Regions from separate parts of the Homo sapiens genome. Here all the other regions are linked to region 1. A link is a contact called in ENCODE Hi-C or POLR2A ChIA-PET data. All regions are on one chromosome and are shown on one strand. The core of a region is the stretch at or near the end of the contact, and the rest is flanking DNA. Distances in the headings are between cores, read along the strand shown.

Region 1 (4,224 bases), core at 1,706-4,205:
TCTCAGACATGTTTACTTGTTATCTAAAGAAGATATGAGAACATCCAGCAAGGGTGAACAAAATGTTCTAAAGTACATACAAACAAGGACAATTATTGAATAAGTATACTAATACTATATTAGGAACTAAGAGAATGTAAATGTGCTCTTCAGTAGATGTGTTCCTGAACAGTTATCCAACTCATTATCTACCTCCTTCCCACTTTCAAAGAGTTACATTTTAATATACAGGGACATTGCTACTTAAGAAATTCTCTGGTAATTCATTTTACAAACTAAATATTAATACATCTACACACACACACACACACACACACACACACGATGCAAATGATCATTCCTTATCACTTGTTGAGTTTATTCTAGCATGTTTTAGTTTTAAGAACATGGCAATATATTATACATCAACCAAAGCCATAATGAACAACACAAAGACTCTACTGAGTTCCCTGTAAAGAGTCCAATGCCAAGGGTATCCTCCCACTTTGTCACTGAGAACTACTTGATTCTGACTGATACTGTCACTGGCAGAAGGAATGCAAAGCTTAGAGGACAAGCCTCTCATTTGCAAATGTACAGCAATGTCATGACTCAGTTCTAATATTTAACTAAAAACAATGTTCAGCACAAGTAACATAGAGAAGCCTAGTAGACAAGGTGGTGGGCTGAAGTAGGCTACTCCTGGCTCTACTGTTTAGCACTAAACTGGCTTTATGGACCTGGAGTAACTCAGTTGCCACACTTGTGAAATAAGATGAGTCATTGGGCTCTAGGGTTCTTAAACTTTAGTGTACATCAGAATCACCTAGGGAGGTTGTTAGAAAATGGATTGCTGTCCCCTTACCCCCACCCAGTTTCTTATTCAGTGGGTTTAGAGTGAAGCCAGAAACTTTGCATTTCTAACCAGTTCCCAGGTTATGCTGAAGCTGCAGCATGGCAAGAATCTGAAGTACTAAACCCACAGTAGCAGGGTTCCTGAGGCACCTGCCAAGATGCTACAGTATCAACAGAGAACAGCAGTGTTCTTTCAGAAGAAACTCAGGCTGAAAGATGGTAGTACATTGGCCTGCTAATTAACAAGGGGTGGGGTGAGGGGAGTGGGGCTGGATGAACCTCGAGAAAGCAAGGAGGTTATGACTTGAAACTGAGACTAATCAATCAGACTATGCAAGGCCCTAAATCAGAAAATGAAACCAGGTAAACTAAGGGATGAGAGAGAATCAGCTAAAGTGATGAGTCAGAACACACGAGGAACACTGTTAGTGAGATGGGACAATAGGAATGAAAGATCATAGGAGGTTAACAAGAAGGGCAAAGGTCCCATGCCTTGGGGGAGGGGTGGGACAAGGCTTGGGTCTGACTTGACTCAGAAAGTTCCTGAAGAAGCTCTGCCCAAATACTTTGCTATCATTGCCCAAAGGAAAGAGTATTTCAGGCAAAAAGAGTTAATTCCAGATGGATGCTCTGAAATGCTAAAAAAGAATGAAGAGTAAAATGTGGAGCTAGGGCCATGGTATACTCCTGTAATCCTAGCTAGTGGGGAGGCTGACGCAGGAGGATCACTTGAGCCCAGGAGTTCGTGGCCAGCCTGAGCAACACAGTGAGACTCCCTTGTCTAAAAAAAAAAAAAAAAATGAATAATATGTGGGTAAGTATAAATGAACATTAACTGAATAAAAATAATGATCCTACTGTCTTGTTCTAAGGTGGGTAATACAAGACCTTGACATCAATACTGTATGCTTGTTTACACAAAAACAAATACTGCATGATCTCACTTAGATGTGCAATCTAAAAAAGTCAATCTCATAAAAGCAGAAAGAGTGGTGGTTGCCAACAGCTGGGGGAAGAGATGGGCAGATGTTGGTTAAAGAGTACAAAGTTCCAGTTAGACAGGATGAATAAGTTCTGGAGACTGATTGTACAGCATGGTGGTTATAGTTAATAATACTGTATTGTACCCTAAAAAATTGCTCAGAGAGTAGATCTAAAATGTTCTCACCACCAAAAAAGTATATGAGGTGATGAATATGTTAATTAGATTGATTTAATCATTTCACAATGTATACATATGTCAAAACATCACATAGTACACTGTCAATATGTACAATTTATTTGTCAATTATACCTTAGGAGAGCTGAAAAAAAGAAAAAGATGCCGTATATCTTTCTAACCAGCTTTATACTTCAATGGAATTTTGAAAAATAAGCTGTGATAGTAAATTATATTGTTAACAGAAACACATACAAATACTCATGTTGGAATCTATCTAATAATATGTGGATATTCACACATACATTATATATACTGTAACCTTTGCTATTTTTAAAAGGCATCTTTGCTAATGAGTTCAGCTAACAAAACCATATCCATATTCACTTTTGAAGATATTGAGGTGAAGTGATATTGATCTCACATATATTTCCACACCTACCATAGCACACAAAACACCTATGAATATTCAATGTCTACATAGTCAAGGATTAAGGTCCAAATTCATGTGTGCTTTCCTACCACTCTTCTAAGATAAATACTCCTTTAATATCAGTGAAAATAAAAACATACTGCTGAAAGCATCTGTATTCCTAGGATGCTCCTAAAAATTAGTAGTTGTTAGTTATTGCTAAACTCCACATCTGGGTGTGACCAAAATGTATACAGTATGAGAGGTATATTATAGCATAAGGGGGCATTACATTTCCAAAAGATTTTGAATCAACCTAATGATTTTCAGAAATGTAATGAAAGAGAAAAACAGGTCCTTCTACAGTGCCTAATAAAACTGTGAAAACACAAAGTAGAGAAAAATGTAAGAAAACAGAAAGAGGCTGCTTAATGCCTTTCAAATAGAAACTGAATTGCTGAGGCAGTTCTCACCACCTTATTTATATATCGGGTTGCTCACAAATCATGATGTCACCCACCAGGAAGCAATGCATCAGGAGGAGCATGACAGTGCAACAAGCCCAAAGAAGGAGGGGAGAGAGGTGCAGCAGAATGATAAAAATGTATCAACTCGAAAAATCCAAATGGTTTTACAGATGAATATTATATGAAAGCATTACATGCAAATAAGAAATTAGTTTCAGAAACTGTCTACAGGCCAAACAAACCAACATAAAAGAGGATGCTTATAACAAAGGACTTACATTTGGTGAACCAAAACTGGGTACTCCTTGAATATCAGAGATTGAAGAGATGGCTAACTTCCACCAAAAGGTTTCCTTTCCCTACCATATCTGTGAGACAAGCAACTAGTCTCTTATGTCCCATCTCAAACAACAACAAAAATATGACAACAAACAAAACAAACAAAACCTGGCATATGGTCCTACTTTCCATTTAAATAATACATTTTTTTCTTTAAGACATACTGTCTTAAAGTAAATTTTTGAGATGGCTCCTCAATACAGACTTCTGGTTTTACTTTGGTATGTCAGCATCAATTAGTCTTTAGTTACTTTGTCTTTAAAAAAAATCACATCCGGCCGGGTGCAATGGCTCACGCCTATAATACCAGACTTTGGGAGGCCGAGGCAGGTGGATCATGTGGTCAGCAGTTCAAGACCAGCCTGGCCAAGATGGTGAAACCCCGTCTCTACTAAAAATACAAAAATTAGCCAGGCGTGGTGGTGGGTGCCTGTAATCCCAGCTACTCAGGAGGCTGAGGCAGAGAATTGGAATTGCTTGAACCCGGGAGGCGGAGGTTGCAGTGAGCTGAGGTCGCACCATTGCACTCCAGCCTGGGAGACAGAGCAAGACTCCATCACAAAAAAAAAAAAAAAAAATCACATCCTTCAGAAGAAATGTTAACTACTAAAGTCTAGGGCACATGATCTCTTTTCCTAAGATTATACTTATCTGTGGTTTTAAAAGAGCTAACTCATACATTTCCTTATAAAGATGTTTACCTTGCTCCTCTAGGGTCTTAAAAAAAGAGAGAGGATGAGGGAGAATAGGCTGAAAACTGCACTGCCAACCATTGCCCCTACCCCCACTTCCACCCTTGAGGAGGGAGGTATCTTTTGGAGGTTTCATCTACTGTCAGGGTTACTCAGTTGAAAATAGATACTTTCAACATGCTTTAGCCACAGGAGCTTACAGGATTACTTAAAAGTACAGGCTGCATGTGAATGTACTGTGGGGGAAGGAATGTGGTTACATTTAAAGGTTAATGTAACCATAGTTCATCTCTATAGCTCAATCTCGATTTCCCCTCAAAA
Region 2 (4,431 bases), core at 606-3,105, 160 kb before region 1:
GTTTGGATCATCCTGGCATTTAATACATATATACGATGAATAAAAATAAGAAACTTGCATGATTTTAAAGTCATATAATTGGATAAATATTTCAAGAAAATCTCTATTCCTATCCTCACAAATATAAAGCATACCTTCCCGTTGCTCCCTACAAGTTATCTCGCAGAAAAAAAGAGGAAGATGTCTTACATTCAAGTGCTTAATTCCAAGGGACATTTTCCAAATTATTCTTAATAATGTACTCTCTGGAAAACACGCATTAGTCTGGAACAACTTAATATGGGTTTTAGATGCTTATGATGTAAACGTACAAAATTGGGGAAGGCAGTTAAGATAATGAAATTTAACACAGACCTATTAATTGTTTACAGGGTGTGACGTCATAGTACTAAGTGTTGGAGATCATTGTAAACAAGCCTTTGAAAGATTACTTAAGATTTCCCTGCAGTAAATACCTAACGAAGATCACCAATATACACATGCAAGATGAATGGAAAAGCCAATGGACCTAGTGGTATGCAAATGAGTATTTGTGGCTTGCGGAAAAAGCCTGACATTGATACTCTGATACACAGATTAAAGTGTTGTATCTCTAAAAACTTAGGTGGACATGAATGTAATATGCTCTGGAAAACTGTTAGATGACACAAAAATTAGCTCCAGTGCTTCTAGAAACACCAATGTCAGAGATACGCGTGAAGTTTCAATAGAATTGTTTTACAAAATGAGATAGTGGGGAGGAAAAGCAAAGTATCATACCTGAAGAGATTATTCTGCATCATCTACAATTTGAATATATCTGTATAACTAAACAAATTAAATTTCATAACTACACATTTCACTGTTTCGTCTACATTTCTAAAAGTCCAGCTACACTCAAAATGGTCATAAAACTTTTTTAAAGTTTTATTAGGAAAATGTGGGCTCACCTTATCCACCATATTTATTACAACTTTTTGAATCCAGGGTTGTATAAATAGCTCACTTAGCTCACAACAATAGTAAGAGCTGCTGTTTACTTAGCATTTAGTGGATACCATGCACTGTGTTAAGTGACTTGCATATATTGCGTCAATCATTCTTAAAAGGATCCCGTATGATAGGTATTATAAAACCATTTTACAAATGAGAAGAGTAAGCCTCCAAGAAATTAAAAAGCTTGCATAAGATCATGTAGTTAATAAGTGGTGGACATCTGTGGAGTTTCAAAGTCCGTAAGCTGACCCCCATACCAGATGGCATCCACAAGCACTAAGCCTGGATTTCTAGGTCCATGACTTTGACAGGAAGGTACTTTGTGTAAATGCAGGTGGAGTCCAAAGTAGGACAAGAACAAGAAGCTTTGCAAACCATTACCAGTATTACTATCTTCAATACTAATCCTTTTAATACTTTAAAAATATTTTTAAAACTAAAGCCATGAAGAATACCAAATTCATGATCAATTTAGCCTTGTGATTCTATTTTTGGTGGGAGTCACCAAGGGATGCTTTGTAGAAAGGATGGCTTTTCCTCCTTGGTTTCTCTTACAAAGCAACCATGTATCTATAGTGCATGAGTTGACCTGAATCACTTCACTTTTTAAACATGCTATTTCTTTAGAACTTCCAGGATAAGTTGTTCTGTGAGTCATGTATGGTACTTCCCTTTCCCCATTTGTTTCTGCAATGCTTCAAAGATACCCTTTACTATGGTTTGAGTGTTTGTAGTCCTCTAAAATTTATGTTGAAACTTAATTCTTACTGTAGCTGTATTAAGAGGTGGGACCTTTGGAGAAGTGATTAAGTCATAAGGGTTCTATCCTCATGAATGGGATTAATGCCCTTACAAAAGAGGCCTTAGAGAGCTCCCTGGCCCTTCTACTCCTTCTGCTATGCGAGAACACAGCGTTTGTCCATTTCACAATGTGAGGATACAGCAAGAAGTGTCATCTTGGAAGCAGAGAGCAAACACTCATCAGACATTAAATCTGACAGCACCTTGATCCTGGACTTCCCAGCCTCTAGAAATGTAAGCAATAAATTTCTGTCGTTTACAAATTACCCAGTCTCAGGTAGAGCAGCCTGAACAGATTAAGGTTTCAACATGCTTGGGTTTGGTAAATAGGTTTGCATTTATCCTATCCAAATGTTTATGATTTCTTGATTTCAAAAACACTGAGCATAGCCTCTGCATCCTTACACTGTAGAATGGATGAACATTGTGTCCTCACATGGCAAAAGGAGTGGAAGGGCCAGGCAGCTCTTTGAAGCTTCTCACTCAACTATTATATTTTCCAAGAGAAGAGCACTAATTGTTTTGGTCTTTCATAACAGGGAATTTTCACCCATTTTTACTTCATTACAAAGGGCCTTCTCTAGCCTGATGCAGCAGCCTGTTTTTAAACAGAAGCAGCAATCAGAATTACTTGCAATAATTCATCCTGTCTGGAGGACCCTAATCTTGTACTAAGGAAGTAGAATGTCTTCTGTTAGGATGCCAATCTCTTTCCTGAGACTGATCTGCAGAGTGTGGACCATTGTGATTACAACACCTTCCTGAGCTAATTTTTTTTTTTTCACAGAATGGTTACCAGTCACTCCTAGATCCCTTTTTCAAGTTTGAAACTGAGAAGGCAAAGCCTGCCAGCCTGTGAATGCAGCCTAGCTTCTTTCACTTTCATTTTTCACTAAATGCTTTACCGTATCCACACGAAGCTCATCTGCCACTTCTCGGCCCACTCAGGAGCCTCACGAGAGCTTCATGCAGTAGATCCCTGGCAGCTTGGCATTTCACTTTCAGTGAACTCAGAACAGCTGAGTGTAAACTGCAAACTCTCCTACTTTAGTTTCCTTAATTTTTTTATTGAGGCCTCAGAGTAATTAAACTGATAACGTATGGAGCTGAGAGAGAAATATTAAGTGTAAAATTATCTGCCAATTAAAAAAAGCAAGCTCCATGCTATGATAGTTTTTTTCTTTTTATTAAAAAATTCACCCTTCCTCACAGTGATGATGAAAAGTAAATAACATAAGCCTACATTTAGACATGCTACTGACCTCTCATACCTCTGAAGGGATAAAACTGAAGGATTAATCTGCCAAACATCCTAAAATGCATCTACTTTCATTGTCATCATTCCCTCCAATTGGTCTCTCCAGGTTGATTTGTAATTCTATATGCCTCGTATATATTTAAAGAGCCTAATGTTTATCATTACTTCATTTTTAAAATTTTTATTTCCTACTCTAGGAAACCTTATTAATTTTTATAACACTCCCTTTTCAGATTACAAGATAAATAAAATAGATTTCTAGTTTTCTCAGATATGCTTCAATTGTATGAGGGCTTATTATAAATACAGAAAAAAAATCAATTAGCAGAATTCTAATTTTCCTGTGGACATTTCAACAGAAAATAACAAAGATTGTGAAATTCTATTATAGCTATTTTACTACATAAGGGAAATATTATCCTGAGGGCTTTTTATTTTTGCCAAATACAAAGTTAATTTGTGCAAGCCAACCATACATAGATTTGGGGGGTATCTTTGTTAATTTGTACCACAAAGTGGTGGTGTTGGAGTAGGTAATAACCTTGGCATTCTCCTCATCTATAGCCTAGAAAAACACCCATTGAACTATAGGGTGTTCCCTTAATATCTACCTTAGTTTTAAGTTCTGTCCTGAACACAGTTCACTTTTGTCAATTAAAATTCCCGAATATTTCCCAATCCCATAAGTAGAAGCAGCACGATATAGTGGAGAGAACACCAAATTTGGACTCAGAGAAGCTTTAGGCTCAAATTCTGGCTCAGCCTCATGCAAGCCAGGAAATTAGGAGTAAGTCACATGGCCTTTCTTAATTTTTTTTTTGAGAGGGAGTCTTGCTCTGTCACCCAGGCTGGAGTGCAGTGGCGGGATCTTGACTCAGCTGGAATGCAGTGGCGCGATCTCGGTTCACTGCAACCTCCGCCTCCCAGGTTCAAGTGATTCTTCTGCCTCAGCCTCCCGAGTAGCTGGGACTACAGGCGCACGCCACCATGCCCAGCTAATTTTTTTTTTTTTTTGTATTTTTAGTAGAGATGGGGTTTCACCATATTGGCCAGGCTGGTCTTGAACTCCTGACCTCAGGTGATCCGCCTGCCTCCGCCTACCAAAGTGCTGGGATTACAGGCATGAGCCACCGCGCCCGGCCATCACATGTCCTTTCTAATTCTCAGTCTCCTCACCTGCAAAATGAGGAGAGTAACCCTACCTTACTATGTTCACACATTTCTTGTAAGGTTCAAATAAGATATTGTAAAATTAAAGTAGTTTATAAACAGTAGTTTACCAGGTAACTATACAGTTTTATCATAATTGGCTTTCTTAACTGCAAGGTTTATTTACAGATAGACCCTCTTTCAAATGGGCTAATTTAATATATTCTACCGTTGGCTCTGTATTTCAT
Region 3 (4,459 bases), core at 855-3,354, 220 kb before region 1:
AGAAATGTGAACAACTAACAATACAAAGGTATTTTCAAGTTCAGGTGCAGCTGGTAGGCTGACCAGTGGAGCTGAGCTGAACCTTTATTTTGACATGGCAACCTCTTCCAAGTTACTGAATCAATCCTCTTGAGGATGATTATGACAGCCAGATTAGAATGTGAAACCAGTCCCTTTTTAGTAGTATTAGATTCTTAGAGGTCATGCATTCAGTTCTGGGCAATTACTGTCAGTTTAAACATTCAAGAAGAAAGAAAGAAGTGTATAATTAGTCAAGCAGAAGCATATAGAACCTGAGCAGTAAAGATTCTATGGGAAAATAGACAGAATGGGGGAACAGAGAAGGGAACTATTGTCATTTTCATTGACACTATTCATAGTTGGGTGTTAAAATATCTTAGACACTTCCAGTTTGTACTTTGGCTAAAAACAGAGCAAGACATGGGGGAAATGATGGAGTAGCATTGTCTTCTTCTGGCACTATTTATTCATTCATTCATTCATTCGTTCGTTCGTTCAACAATTTATGTACCTGGCACTCTGCTTGGCATTTGCAGATACAAAGATTAACCAGATTATATCCCCATCCTCAAGGAGGTCACGGTTTAGGGGAACAGATGTGGAAACAGTTTTAAATATAATAAAACTTGATAGGTAATAATAGAGCCATGTTTCTCAAGGGGCTATATGTTTCAGAACCAGGGCCAGAGAGAAATAGTTTGAAAGATCCTATCAATATTATGCTACCTTATATCGCAGAGAAAAAATAGGCATATTGCTTTCTTAAAACAGGAAATAAAGATTCGTAAAAATGTGGCTGCTGGTAGGGATAAGATGAAGGCTATGGAAACCAGGAGCCTGAACTCTCCACTGGGGATGAATGTCCATTCCAGTGTCTTTGCAAGGGTCAGGGGAGGGGGAGAAATGGTAGGACATGCAAGATGTTGATCATAAAAGGGCATAGGTTTAAGGAAGTCAAGAAACACTTTTGAATTTAGGTATAAAGAAATACCTATGGGAACTATCCAGGCTAAAATACTACCTGGGGTTGGAGGGAAAGAGACAGCTAAAGAAACTGCATTTAGGGCCACAAACCTTCAATAAGGAGTCAGAGTGTAAGAAATAAAGAGCAAATGAAGCAGGGGAAGAAAAAAGCCCTGGTGCCCCCTCTTTGCAAGCGCACGGCTACCCTGACATCCTTGGAAGTTAAAGAACAGTGAATGCTGTCTACAGCAACAGTGGTGCTGAGAGCCACAGCTCTCGGGGTATTTGGGATGTAGTGCTGGAAGCCCTGGCTTTCAAACATGGTTCTTTCACAAATAAGGTATGATCATCTCTGTAGACCTCATAGACTTACGAGGCTCAAACAAGTTGCTAGATGTAAAAGCATCTGTGAGCTCTTAAAGGATATGTGCTTGTGTGTCGACCCTCCCTGTCCCACAACCCCACCCAAGATAATCAAAAGCCCTCAAAGATAAGTGAGATAATTGAGTTAGAATGCACCAAGCCCCTCAGAAGGAAGTTAGAGTATGGAAATATTAATAAGAATGACCCATATTTGCTTCTTGCTGATAATGCTTTTCTTTAAAGGAATGACACCAAGAGAGTCCAACTGTTGTAATGCCCTCAACTGTTGTAAGTGGGCTGCAGTGCCACATTTTTAGCAGCCAAGTACTTTGTTTCCAATTCAAAAGCAATAGTTCATTTTTTTGCAATTTCTTGCCAGAATCTGGAGAGAGACACCTATATAAATGTTGCATGAATACAATGATCATCTTCTTCCTATTGTTTGAGGCCGTATACCAGATATCAGCTCATGATGAGCTGTTGGTCACATCTGGCCAAAGCCCTTCAGGAAACTTTGAGATTGAAATCACTGGTGGAGCAGAGTTCACGAAGGGCCAAAGATGAAGAATGTAGTTTCTCTAAAAGTGAAATAATGGGACAATAACTGTCAGCCAAATGTCTCGGAGAGCTCACAGTCCCTTTTGATGAAATTCCATGTTTCTTACTTGAAAGGGCTGCACCCATGATTAGGACTTCCTCCTCTTGATCAGTGACTCAGACCTGAGTCAGTCAGAAAGCAAAACCAGGCCTGACCCAGCCAGTCCCATCAAGCAGAGAAGTAGACAGCTTCAGGGGAGGCAGGGGTGAGCAGAGCTGCCAAGAGCAAAAAGAAACCATTCATATCACCTTAGATACCACGGCTCTTCCTACTCCAGGTGCTTCCTGGAGAGGTATAGATGCAAAACTATAGGAGTCTTTAGAAGAAGCAACCAGCCGGACTGTCTTGAAACGCGATCAGAAAGTAAGTAAAGTTGACATCCGGATATCTCAACTACCCTCTCTCCATCCTGGGCCCCTTCCTGGCCTTCCTGGCTGCTCAGGTTTCATCTCATTCCTGGCTCTCCTTTATGTCCTCTTGTCCTGTGTCCTGTTCCTAAATGTCTTCCCTAATTAAGTCCTGGTCTGGACAATTTATTAGAGCTAAGCAATTAATAGCTGCTAATGGCTTTGCTTCTGAACATGGGCTTTCTATCTTAAAGCACAGGAGTGAGTACAGTGGCAATTAGACATTGCGGGTGATCTCTCCCCTTCTATCACATGGACACCATGGGTGACAGGCTGGCACTGTAGGGCAAAATTTCCATTGTGCTTCAGAGGTACAATATCGAACACAGTGTTATATTTTTCCTTTACCTCAGACCGAGAGAACTCAAAGAGTTAGACACTACAATTCAATATGTCAAGATTAAAGCAATTATTGTAAATTAGCTTAATCATTCCTCTATATGCCTTTAGCAGCAGTTTTTTTTTCCTATTGTCACTGCCAAATAAATGGAGGCTTGTAAATACAGATAAACTTAACTTTTAAAGGATTGTCTATTCTCAAAGGTTCCAATGCTTTAATTAAAAATGTTCCCATGATATAAAAGAAAGCATCTGTGTTGTGGCAGTGTGAGATACAGGGAGAGCATGAATGAAATATGGAAAGGAAATCATGGCTAACGTGGCTGTCTTTTCATTTCGTCCACATATTTGTTAGTCTAATGACAGCAAGATCTACTCTTAGCATGGTCTCTGACTGATTTTGGAGCTCCTAAAGGCCAGAGAACAGGGAACAGCTTAAATGATTCCCTCCCTTTCAAGCCATAGATTTTAGACTTCTGTGTACGGAACACTCCAGCAAGGAATTACTAAGGGAGTAAGTACTGCAAAAGATGGAGAGCGCTGCTCTCGAGCTTCAATGTGCACACGAATCACCTGAGAGTCTGTTAAAATGCAGATTCTGATTCAGTAGTCTGGGGTGATACCTGAGATGCTTCATTTCTAACAAGTTCCCTGGTGATGCTGATGCTGCTGGACCGTGGAGTATATTTCGAGCAGCAAGGAACACTCTAGATACAGAGTGCAGATAGAGAGGCTTCCCCAGATAGTAGCAGTCAAATGGTGAAGAGGCTTAGTGGAAAAGCAGAACAGTTCTTTTTGAACCAAGTGAAGGGAAGAGGAAACAATAGGGACGCAGAGACGAGGCTGATGACACCTGTGCTCCTGAGGGGTTCAAATATAATAGATTTCAAGCAATATACACCGGAAAGGCATTGGCTCTCACAAGCTAAGGGAGAAAATATGCCTAGGGGTTGGAGTATGTGTTCTGGAGCCATATTGCCTGGGTTCAAGTTCCATCTCTATCACTTTCTGATAGACACTTTGATCATGCTACCTTACCTCCCTGAGCCTTAGTTGAGTCATCTGTAAAATATGAATAATAGAGTTTATCTCAGGATGATTGTGGGGATTAAATAAAATGAAGGGTGTAAAGCTTTCGAATAGTATCATCCACATAGTGCTCATTAAGTGGTAGCTATTGTAACGCTTCCCATTTTTGAGCTGATACTGTTATAAGTACTACTGGGCTTTATTCAAGCGCTGGAGAGCCATTATAGTGCCATGTTGGCTTTTGATGTGAATCTCAAAGCAGCTTCCATTATTTGAGACATAGGAAAAGGCAGTGATTTTGGATTTAAGTAATTGAAATTCAAGACAAAAATGTTAAAATGGGGAAAAAAAACTCCCTCTCAGAAAGTACACTTATTATGTGCTTTGACCTTTGTCACTGCCTCTGCCTATAACTTCTCTGGCTGGAGAATCATTTGAATGAGGAAAGAATGATTTAAAAATAAAAATGAACTAGAGAAACAAACTGTATTCTGTCTCTGCCAAAAGGAAATGTACAATCGGGGTAATTATCATCCAGCCTGGGGCAGGCCAGGCCCAAGGGAAAGGAAAGGAGGGAAGAAATCCTAGAGAAAGATATTTACGAGCCCATCAAGCATGCAATGAGAATCACGGAGTTGTAGGTACTGTCCTGGGATGAATAAAGGCATTAGACATTGCCTCTCTTTCAGGGGATTATAGTCTAGTTGGGAAGACATTAGAATAAAATATACACACAGAG

What was found. A loop is a pair of places that touch in the nucleus more often than their neighbours do. ChIA-PET counts read pairs that join two places held with the same protein, here RNA polymerase II (POLR2A). Pooled maps may share reads with other maps.
Region 2: a loop to region 1 is called in a map of naive thymus-derived CD4-positive, alpha-beta T cell, with 2.8 times the contacts of the local background. The contact joins the promoter of DIAPH2-AS1 here to the enhancer-like site in region 1. A Hi-C loop is called at or near these places in 1 of 168 maps with a recorded cell type or tissue (naive thymus-derived CD4-positive, alpha-beta T cell), 14 of 37 single-sample maps with no recorded cell type and 12 of 50 pooled maps. POLR2A ChIA-PET finds 5 or more read pairs at or near these places in 1 of 52 experiments (activated CD4-positive, alpha-beta memory T cell).
Region 3: a loop to region 1 is called in a map with no recorded cell type, with 10 times the contacts of the local background. The contact joins two enhancer-like sites. A Hi-C loop is called at or near these places in 3 of 37 single-sample maps with no recorded cell type and 3 of 50 pooled maps.

What each region holds. Positions count from the first base shown.
Region 1 is chrX:97,398,307-97,402,530 of GRCh38, reverse strand. The region is part of intron 25 of DIAPH2 (diaphanous related formin 2); the gene reads right to left. Among named protein-coding and RNA genes, the nearest start is that of DIAPH2-AS1, 160 kb to the left of the region's middle. RefSeq lists an enhancer at 4,001-4,090. Within about 2 kb of position 2,955, at least 3 of the 41 ENCODE cell types and tissues checked have a DNase peak (open chromatin) inside an H3K27ac peak, as active enhancers do.
Region 2 is chrX:97,561,959-97,566,389 of GRCh38, reverse strand. DIAPH2-AS1 (DIAPH2 antisense RNA 1) reads left to right here and starts at 1,855. Exons shown (of 3, transcript NR_125391.1): 1 at 1,855-2,010. The region is part of intron 26 of DIAPH2 (diaphanous related formin 2); the gene reads right to left. RefSeq lists an enhancer at 2,544-2,833.
Region 3 is chrX:97,614,961-97,619,419 of GRCh38, reverse strand. No RefSeq gene overlaps it. Among named protein-coding and RNA genes, the nearest start is that of DIAPH2-AS1, 53 kb to the right of the region's middle. RefSeq lists a silencer at 2,103-2,152 and an enhancer at 1,612-2,811. Within about 2 kb of position 2,104, at least 3 of the 41 ENCODE cell types and tissues checked have a DNase peak (open chromatin) inside an H3K27ac peak, as active enhancers do.